Regions from separate parts of the Homo sapiens genome. Here regions 1 and 3 are each linked to region 2. The links are chromatin contacts, found by Hi-C or POLR2A ChIA-PET in ENCODE. All regions are on one chromosome and are shown on one strand. The core of a region is the stretch at or near the end of the contact, and the rest is flanking DNA. Distances in the headings are between cores, read along the strand shown. Region 1 holds the start of ZNF786 (zinc finger protein 786). Region 2 overlaps CNTNAP2 (contactin associated protein 2). Region 3 has its middle 25 kb from the start of ZNF786.

The links. Hi-C counts contacts between places; a loop is a spot of excess contacts on that map. ChIA-PET counts read pairs that join two places held with the same protein, here RNA polymerase II (POLR2A). Pooled maps may share reads with other maps.
Region 1: a pooled map shows a loop between it and region 2 (2.9-fold over the local background). The contact joins the promoter of ZNF786 here to the enhancer-like site in region 2. A Hi-C loop is called at or near these places in 1 of 37 single-sample maps with no recorded cell type and 8 of 50 pooled maps. POLR2A ChIA-PET finds 5 or more read pairs at or near these places in 1 of 52 experiments (activated naive CD4-positive, alpha-beta T cell).
Region 3: a map of mesothelial cell of epicardium shows a loop between it and region 2 (13-fold over the local background). The contact joins two enhancer-like sites. A Hi-C loop is called at or near these places in 1 of 168 maps with a recorded cell type or tissue (mesothelial cell of epicardium), 1 of 37 single-sample maps with no recorded cell type and 11 of 50 pooled maps.

Annotation. Positions count from the first base shown.
Region 1 is chr7:149,089,360-149,092,059 of GRCh38, reverse strand. It overlaps ZNF786 (zinc finger protein 786), which reads left to right and starts at 1,342. Exons shown (of 4, transcript NM_152411.4): 1 at 1,342-1,437. The coding sequence starts at 1,420. RefSeq lists silencers at 491-980, 1,101-1,400.
Region 2 is chr7:148,259,281-148,262,045 of GRCh38, reverse strand. All of the region lies in intron 20 of CNTNAP2 (contactin associated protein 2), which reads right to left. Among named protein-coding and RNA genes, the nearest start is that of C7orf33, 330 kb to the left of the region's middle. Within about 2 kb of position 1,270, at least 3 of the 41 ENCODE cell types and tissues checked have a DNase peak (open chromatin) inside an H3K27ac peak, as active enhancers do.
Region 3 is chr7:149,064,480-149,067,269 of GRCh38, reverse strand. No RefSeq gene overlaps it. Among named protein-coding and RNA genes, the nearest start is that of ZNF786, 25 kb to the left of the region's middle. RefSeq lists a silencer at 1,364-1,593 and an enhancer at 1,083-1,965. Within about 2 kb of position 1,334, at least 38 of the 41 ENCODE cell types and tissues checked have a DNase peak (open chromatin) inside an H3K27ac peak, as active enhancers do.

The sequences.
Region 1 (2,700 bases), core at 93-2,592, 830 kb before region 2:
TACTAAAAATACAAAAATTAGCCGGGCGTGGTGGCAAATGCCTGTAATCCCAGCTACTCGGGAGGCTGAGGCAGGAGAATTGCTTGAATCCAGGAGACAGAGGTTGCAGTGAGCCGAGATTGCGCCACAGCACTCCAGCCTGGGTGACAAGAGTGAGACTTTGTCTCCAAAAAAAAAAAATTGTACTGTATAACAGTTGTAAAAATAAAAAACGTTAAACAGTAAGGTGCATGTACATTTCACGATTCTGTGGCAAACACAGATGCGTATATGCTCCTCAGCCTACGCAGGGACTATTTTATTTCTTATGCACATCCTCTCCAAACTACACACTTTTCCTTTGCTACTTCAGCCTGACACCTAAGACATGACTAAGACAGAATGCGAGGTTGATTTTCTGGAGACAATCGCCACCCCCTTCCTCGCCCTCTCTCCTTTCTGTCTCTTCCTGGTTTCCCCACCTCTCCCCTGTTCTTGCGTTCTCGTGTTTCTCACGCCCTGTGTCATGGCCTCCTCCGTCTTCTCCTCCTACTCTGTCTCTGTCTCCTGCCGGGGCCCGGGGTGCCCGACCGCAGCCTTGGGCCACCCTGAGTCCCTGCAGGCGGCCCTGAGGCCGGGGTGGCTTCCGCATGGGGTCTCTGCCCAAGGCCGTTCTCTGCTAAGGAAGGAGCGTGGCCGCCCGGGGAGCCCGGAGGGCTCTAGACCCACGGCGACCGGACCTGGTGGGCGGACCCCGCCTCCGCGTCCCCGGCGGGACAAGCATGGGGCCCCCACGGCCTCCGCGCCCCCGGCGGGACGGATGCCCCGGGCCACCGCGGGCAGCGCGCGCCCCCCACCCACTTTCCGGCCTCGCTGGATTCCCGGGACCCCCTCACAGACGAAGCCTGTCTCGGGGGCGGCTTTGGGAGGAACCGCACCGGAGGTTCCCCTCTCGCTGCCTCTCAGTCTGGGTTTCTGTGGAGCGCGTCTCCCTGTCCCTGTCCCTGATCTCTCCCTGTCCCTGTCCCTGATCTCTCCATGTCCTGCCCCTCCGTTTCCCCTCCGGCCAGCTCCTCAGCTTGTCTCTGACCGCTTCCCTCCCCAGATCCCGGGAATCCGAGGGTCCCTCAAAGACCGGCGTGCTGCGGCCTGCTCTGAGGGCGCCCGGGCCCCTGGGTCCCTCCTCTGAGGACCGACGCTCAGGCAGCGCCGCTTCTTCCTCCCGCAGGAGGCGCTGTAGGACTGAGCGGCAGCCGCGGCCGGGCGCCGGGTCCCAGCATGCACCGCGCCCGGCCGGCGCTGCGTTTGGGGGCCACCCGGGCTGTGCGTGGGAGTCGGGTTGGGGCGGAGCGGAGGGGAGTCAGTGCGCAGCAGGGCAGGTTCCTGCGGAGCCGCCGGAGACGGTCGGGTTTGCCAGGGCCGGGCGGGACCGCGGGGACCATGGCGGAGCCGCCTCGGGTAAGCGGGCTAGCCTGTTTGGACGCCCGGTTTCGGGGTCGTGGTGGGTCCTCGGGTTCCGGGCTCGCCCGTGTCCTGGGGTCCCCGTGAGTGCGCGCGGTGCACGGGTAGGACGGAGTCTGCAGGCTGCTTCTGCTGGGGATGTGGATTCCGGGCCCTGCGGTGAGCAGGTGGCCTCCGCTCCCGCGGCTTGTCCGTGGCCAAACCCCTGGACAAAGCCGAGCGTGGACCGAGGCCGACCTAGGAGCGGGGCGGAGCCTGGGCGAGGATGCCGGGCGGACGGGGAGCGGACGGTGGAAAGGATAGAAAGGTTTGGGGCCAGAGGTGGATGTTACAGGTCAACCAGTTTTACATCATAGTCACCGAAATCAGAACAACTGTTCCAAAAAGTTTAAGATTCCGAATGGTTGAAATGGTGTTTGGCGGGGGCTTCAATGTCAGAATTTATTGTCTAGCGTGATTTGGGTTGAGTGTAAGATGATACGTTGGGAAGAGTAGAAGAGGATACAAAAAATTAAGTTAGTGGTTTCTTAAAATCGAGGTTTAGAGGGTATTTTTATCTTGTAAACTTTAATGTTGAGGATTTTTGCTGATTATTAAATGAATTAGGCCGGGCGCGGTGGCTCACGCCTGTAATCCCAGCACTTTGGGAGGCCGAGGCGGGTGGATCACGTGAGGTCGGGAGTTCGAGACCAGCCTGGCCAACATGGTGAAACCCCAACTCTACTAAAAATACAAAAAATTAGCCTGGCATGATGGCGGGCGCCTGTAATCCCAGCTACTCGGGAGGCTCAGGCAGGAGAATTGTTTGAACCCGGGAGACGGAGGTTGCAGTGAGCCGAGACTGCACCATTGCACTCCAGCCTGGGCAACAAGAGCGAAACTCCGTCTCCAAAAATATATACATACCTATATATATGGGGAAAGGATATAAACAGCCAAATCACAGACCTGAAAATAAATTATTAATGAGTAAAAGAATGGATTTTAAAACTTGTGACATTCAGGCCAGGCGCCGTGGTTTACGCCTGTAATCCCAGCACTTTGAGAGGCCGAGGTGGGCAGATCACTTGACGTCAGGAGTTCAAGACCAGCCTGGCCAACATGGCGAAAAACTGTCTCTACTAAAAAATACGAAAATTAGCTGAGTGTGGTGGCGGACGCCTGTAATCCCAGCTCCTCGGGAGGCTGAGGTAGGGAGAATTGCTTGAACTCGGGAGGTGGAGGTTGCAGCGAACTGAGATGGCGCCACTGCACTCCAGC
Region 2 (2,765 bases), core at 21-2,520:
CAACTCGTTGCTTCCTGGCTCCCAATGCACCCTTCAATATAAGCTCTATGATAAACAATGGAATTCCTTAAAGATTTTGCTTTTAAGGTGAGCACAATGTCAAGCTTTCTCAGTAGCGTGCTCTGGAGGGACACTGCAAGAGGAAGGGGCTTACTGCAATTTCCAGCACAGGCTCGAGGAGGGGGATAGCAGAGGCTCTGCCCAGAGTGCGAGGACATGAGGTGAAGCCTGTCTGAGTCGCAGGCCTTTTAAGAGAACCCTCTGTGACCCTAGCGTCTCAGCCATGGCAACCTGCCCACAGACCTCTGGACGTGTGTCTGAACCGCCCTGGTAGCCCCTCACTCTCACCCCCACCGCCATTGCTATTGCCTGCTCCCCCACCTGCACTCCAGAGGGCAGCCAGCCTGTCGCTCCCCCAGCAATTCCGGACCAGCTCCAGCTTGGCTAAGCAGGGGTCTCTGCTCTCTGCCAGGCAGACACACCTTCTCCAGCAAGGTCCTGAAGGGCTTCAGAACACGCCACCTCCAGATATGCTGGCTTGAGATGGGGACAATTTTGAGCTAAAGGCACTTGAAAAACAACAGATGCGTTGGGCGTGGTGGCTCACGCCTATAATCCCAGCACTTTGGGGGGCAAAGTGGGCGGATCACCTGTGGTCAGGAGTTCGAGACCAGCCTGGCCAACATGGTGAAACCCCATCTCTACTAAAAGACAAAAATTAGCCGGGCATGGTGGTGCACGCCTGTGGTCCCAGCTACTTGAGAGGCTGAAGCAGGAGACTCGCTTGAACCCGGGAGGCAGAGGTTGCAGTGAGCCGAGATGGTGCCACTGCACTCCAGCCTGGGTGAGAGTGAGACTCCATCTCAAAGAAAAAAAGAAAAACAACAGATGCACAAAGGACACTCTGACCTCCCCTTTTCTTCCTGAAAGCAGGAGATGAAACTTTCATATGGAAGATGGCTTCTCTCTACCAGGAAGAAAAGAACATTCTTCTCTCCAGAGGCGGGGAGTTGAGGCCGAGGGAAATCGGTACAAACAAAAAGTGTTTTGACAGTTAAAAAGCTCTTGTTAAAATAACCCTTGTCTTTAGTATCTCCATATAGTTAGTTACTTTTTCAAAATTACTACTTTTTGTTCACCCTGTTGCATAAGCACTTAGGCCTGGCTGCTTTTGGATCTTGGTGTCCTGTGAAGGCCCTCACATGCCTGTAAACATTGGCTTGCGTTTCCTCTGTTAGTCTCTCCTACGTCAACTTAACTCTCAGGCCCAGCTGGAGACTGTCAGAGGAGACAGGGGCAGCTTTGCCTCCATTACGGTCAGACACCCACCGAGGTTGTCCCTGGATGGGCTCCCTCAGCCCTAGGGGGCCACTAGGAAACTGCACGGATTTCCTTACATCTTGGAGTTGCTGTTTGCCATAGTTAATGCTTCTATTTATCACCCCATTTTAACCGACTGTGGTTTCCAGCTCCCGTTTGACTCAAACTGCTAAGCCCTCACTGCAACAAGGGATAAACCCAACTTTGTCCAACTGCAGATATAGTTCTGGTCTTGGCTGGTGGGATTCAATAGTAGGAAAAAGGAGGAAGCACATATTGAGCAACTGCTGTGTACAAGGCTTTGTGCTGATCTTTTAATATGTATTGTCTTATTGAATAGATATTAGATAGGTATGATCTCGTATCTTTGATATTATAAAGTGTCCAGTCACAGAGTAAGTACCAAGGCTGGCACTCTGACTCCAGAGACAAAACGGTGAGCTGCAGGCCACAGTCTCTTGAACTAGCCCAGTCACCTCAATTAGGAGAGGGAGAGGATCAGCTACATTTTAAATATTTACATTTAAAAGAGAAAATACTTTAAATCAGATATAGCGAGAAAAGCTTAACATGAAAAGCCTAAGGAAATGACATATTATATGATTTCACTCGTATTGCCAGGTGGCCACCTCTTTTCAAATGAACCCTGGTGCATTTGCCACGGTTAAGTGTAATAATTTCAAGGTAATTTCTTTGGGGTCCAAGTGAGCTCTTTTGTAGAAATGTATTTTGCTGTACATTTAGCTGGTGGTCATTTCACTGGCAGTTAAGAGGCGATAAGAGATTGTGTAATAGAGGCTCATTAAAATTAAAGACTGTGACTCCATGTACCCCAGGACAACCTTGAGTGAACACTAACTTGTTCAACATTTGCCATGAAGCCATTAGAAGCATACTGATTTAGGCAGGACCTTGTGTCTTACACGTGGAGCTTAAAGCTTTAACGTCTATTCAGGTATTATTTTGCAATATCCATTCATTTCCATTTTTAAGCCACAGTTTGCGTTGGCAGAGTTTGAAGGGATTTCATCAGCCGTTTACGCTTTGGGGATGCAGTGGAGAAGCTAAAGAAGAAATACCTAAATGGCGTGGGTTCTCCTGGACCGGTGGAGGGGCCGGGCCCCATCTCCTGAGATGAAGGACACAATTTCAAGGCAGATCCCGCTTTTTCCATGGCCTAGACAAAGGCCTAGGATTTCTTGCTGTTTTTCCTAATCGTTAATTTTAGGGAATACTTGGAATTAGCTCAGCGATATTGAATTTAGAATATATCATCTTTTTTCTTCAAAATATCATTTTATTCCCAATAAAGTGATTATGGAGAGATTGGCTTTAGGTGTATGACTAAGGAGTTTCTTTTTTTTTTTTTTGAGGCAGGGTCTTATTCTGTCATCCAGGCTAGAGTGCAGTGGCGCAGTCACAGCTCACTGCAGACTCCACTTCTC
Region 3 (2,790 bases), core at 85-2,584, 810 kb before region 2:
AGCCTCCCAAGTAGCTGGGATTACAGGTATGCGCCACCATGCCTGGCTAATTTTTTGTATTTTTAGTAGAGACGGGGGTTTCACCAGGATGGCCAGGCTGGTCTCGAACTCCTGATCTCGTGATCTGCCCACCTTGGCCTCCCAAAGTGCTGGGATTATAGGTGTGAGCCACTGCACCCGGCCCGCGGTTGGTTTTATGGACAGAAAAAGCTTGGGAAAAGCAGAAACAGAAAACTAAAAGTGGGTTGGTTGTTTCAAAGTTACTTTTTTCTTCTAAAGGTTAAAGCAGAGGGGGTGTCTTCTGGCCGGGCACGGTGGCTCACACTTGTAATCCCAGCACTTTGGGAGGCCGAGGCAGGTGGATTACCTGAGGTCAGGAGTTCAAGACCAGCCTGGCCAACATGGTGAAACCCCCGTCTCTACTAAAAATACAAGAATTAGCCGGGCGTGGTGACACACCCCTGTAATCCCAGTTACTTGGGAGGCTGAGGCAGGAGAAGTGCTTGAGCCCGGGAAGCAGAGGTTGCAGTGAGCCAAGATTGTGCCACTTCACTCCAGCCTGGCCGACAGAGTGAGACTCTGTCTCAAAAAAAAAAAAAAAAAAAAAAAGCAGAGGGGTCTTCCTTATGCTGGCCTGTTTGGTGATGTGGCACTTTTGCATGAGTAACTCCATCTTGGTGTGGTCTCTTGGAGCCTAGTGCTGGAGCTGAGTCCGAACCAATGGACTCCTATTATTTTATTTAATAACAGTTTCTTTTTTCTTTTTTTTTTTTTTTGAGACGGAATCTTGCTCTGTTGCTCAGGCTGGAGTGCAGTGGTGCGATCTCGGCTCACTGCAATCTTCACCTCCTGGGTTCAAGTGATTCTCCCGCCTCAGCCACCCGAGTAGCTGGGACTACAGGCGCGTGCCACCACGCCCGGCTAATTTTTGTATTTTTAGTAGAGACGGGGTTTCACCATGTTGGCCAGGCTGGTCTCAAACTCCTGACCTCAGGTGATCCGCCCGCCTCAGCCTCCTAAAGTGCTGGGATTATAGGCATGAGCCACCGCGCCCGGCCGATAACACAGTTTCATTGTGAAGACAGGCGGCTTGTAGTAGCAAAAATTGAAACCGAAAATGGCGACGTTACACATTCTCCAAATCCCTACTAATTTACATACCTATCAATTTCAGAGGCAATCTCGTGTAACCCTAAAGGAGGTTATCTCTGGAGAGCTTGGAGCAGCTCCAATTCAAGTTCAGAGATCCAGGGAGCCCAGAATGCACAGCGCCGCGGGGGTGCCTCCCGCCAGAAGGCGGCGCTGTGGGATCCCAGCCCGAGCCGTGTCCAGGCACAGGAAAGGCAGAGCGTTCTCAGCATGCCCTGCCTGTGCCCTGGGCAACGGCCGCCGCCGAGCGAGATCCCGGGGTCGCGCAGGGTGGGGCTGGGGCTGAAGGGCGCAGGCCCCGCGTACGGGGGCCGCCCCTGCTTTTCCTCCGCGAGACCAGAGCTTAGACTACGGCAGGACTAGTCCCTGGGGTTCCCCTTCGGGTGTCAGACCCTCTCTGGGCGGTCGCGGGAGGGCTCGGGCTCGCAGGATCTGCAGGTGTTGGGGCTGGGGCAGTGGGGAGTGGTCCGTGGGCCCAAGAGGACGAAGCGGAGTCGGGCGGTTCCGGCTGGGAGGAGGCGCCTCCCCGGGGCTGCCCTGACCTAGTAAAATCTGTGGGGAAGCCCTGGCCGGGGAGCCTTCCCCCAGCTCGCTCCCTGGGGCCTGGACAAAAGGCCGGGAAGGAAACGCAGCCCTGGGCTCTGCGGTCTTTGGAACAGAGACTGCGACTTTTCATCTTCGTTTCCCACCTAGTGTGGGGCCCCCGTGGGTGCTGTACAAATGCTGTGGAATCAAAGAATCAGTGGAGGAGTCCCGCACGCACCCATTGATTTTACTCAGTCCAGAGTTTCCGGAGAGTGCCTGCTTCCCTAAGCGCAGCTTGTGGGCGGAGACTCTGCTGGATGAGGTGCAGATTGGGAGAAAGAACAGGAAATTACGGGTGAGAAAAGAAAAGGATTCCCATAAAGGGCACATGTGAAAGTACAATGCTGAATTGCAATATTAGGCACTTCCATTTTCTTTTTATTTATTTATTTAAGACGGAGTCTCGCTCTGTCACCCAGGCTGGAGTGCAGTGGTGCCATGTCAGCCGACTGCAACCTCCGCCTCCCGGGTTCAAGCGATTCTCGTGCCTCAGCTTCCCAAGCAGCTGGGATTACAGGCGTGCGCCACCACGCCCGGCTAGTGTGTGTGTGTGTGTGTGTGTGTGTGTGTGTGTAGCTGGGATTACAGGCGTGCGCCACCCCCCCCCCCCCCCGGCGAGTGTGTGTGTGTGTGAGTGAGACGGAGTATCACTCAGTTGCCCAGGCTGGAGTGCAGTGGCGCGATCTCGGCTCACTGCAACCTCCGCCTCTCAGGTTCAAGTGATTCTCCTGCCTCAGCCTCCTGAGTTGCTGGGACTACAGGCACGCACCACCATGTCCGGCTAAGCTTTGTATTTTTAGTAGAGACTGAGTTTCACCATATTGGCCAGGCTGGTCTCGAACTCCTGACCACGTGCCCGCCTGCCTTGGCCTCCCAAAGTGCTGGGATTACAGGCGTGGTATTATTAATGTTAATGGTGTTGCGTCTCTGGGGTAGTGACTGCCTAGTCAAGCTTCTATTCTGTTTTCTAATTACTAGGAAACTAAAGGGCATTTTCCTTATTTGCTTTGTCACCTTCTAGGGAAAGTGATGTTTTGCTTTTCTGGTGCAAAATGT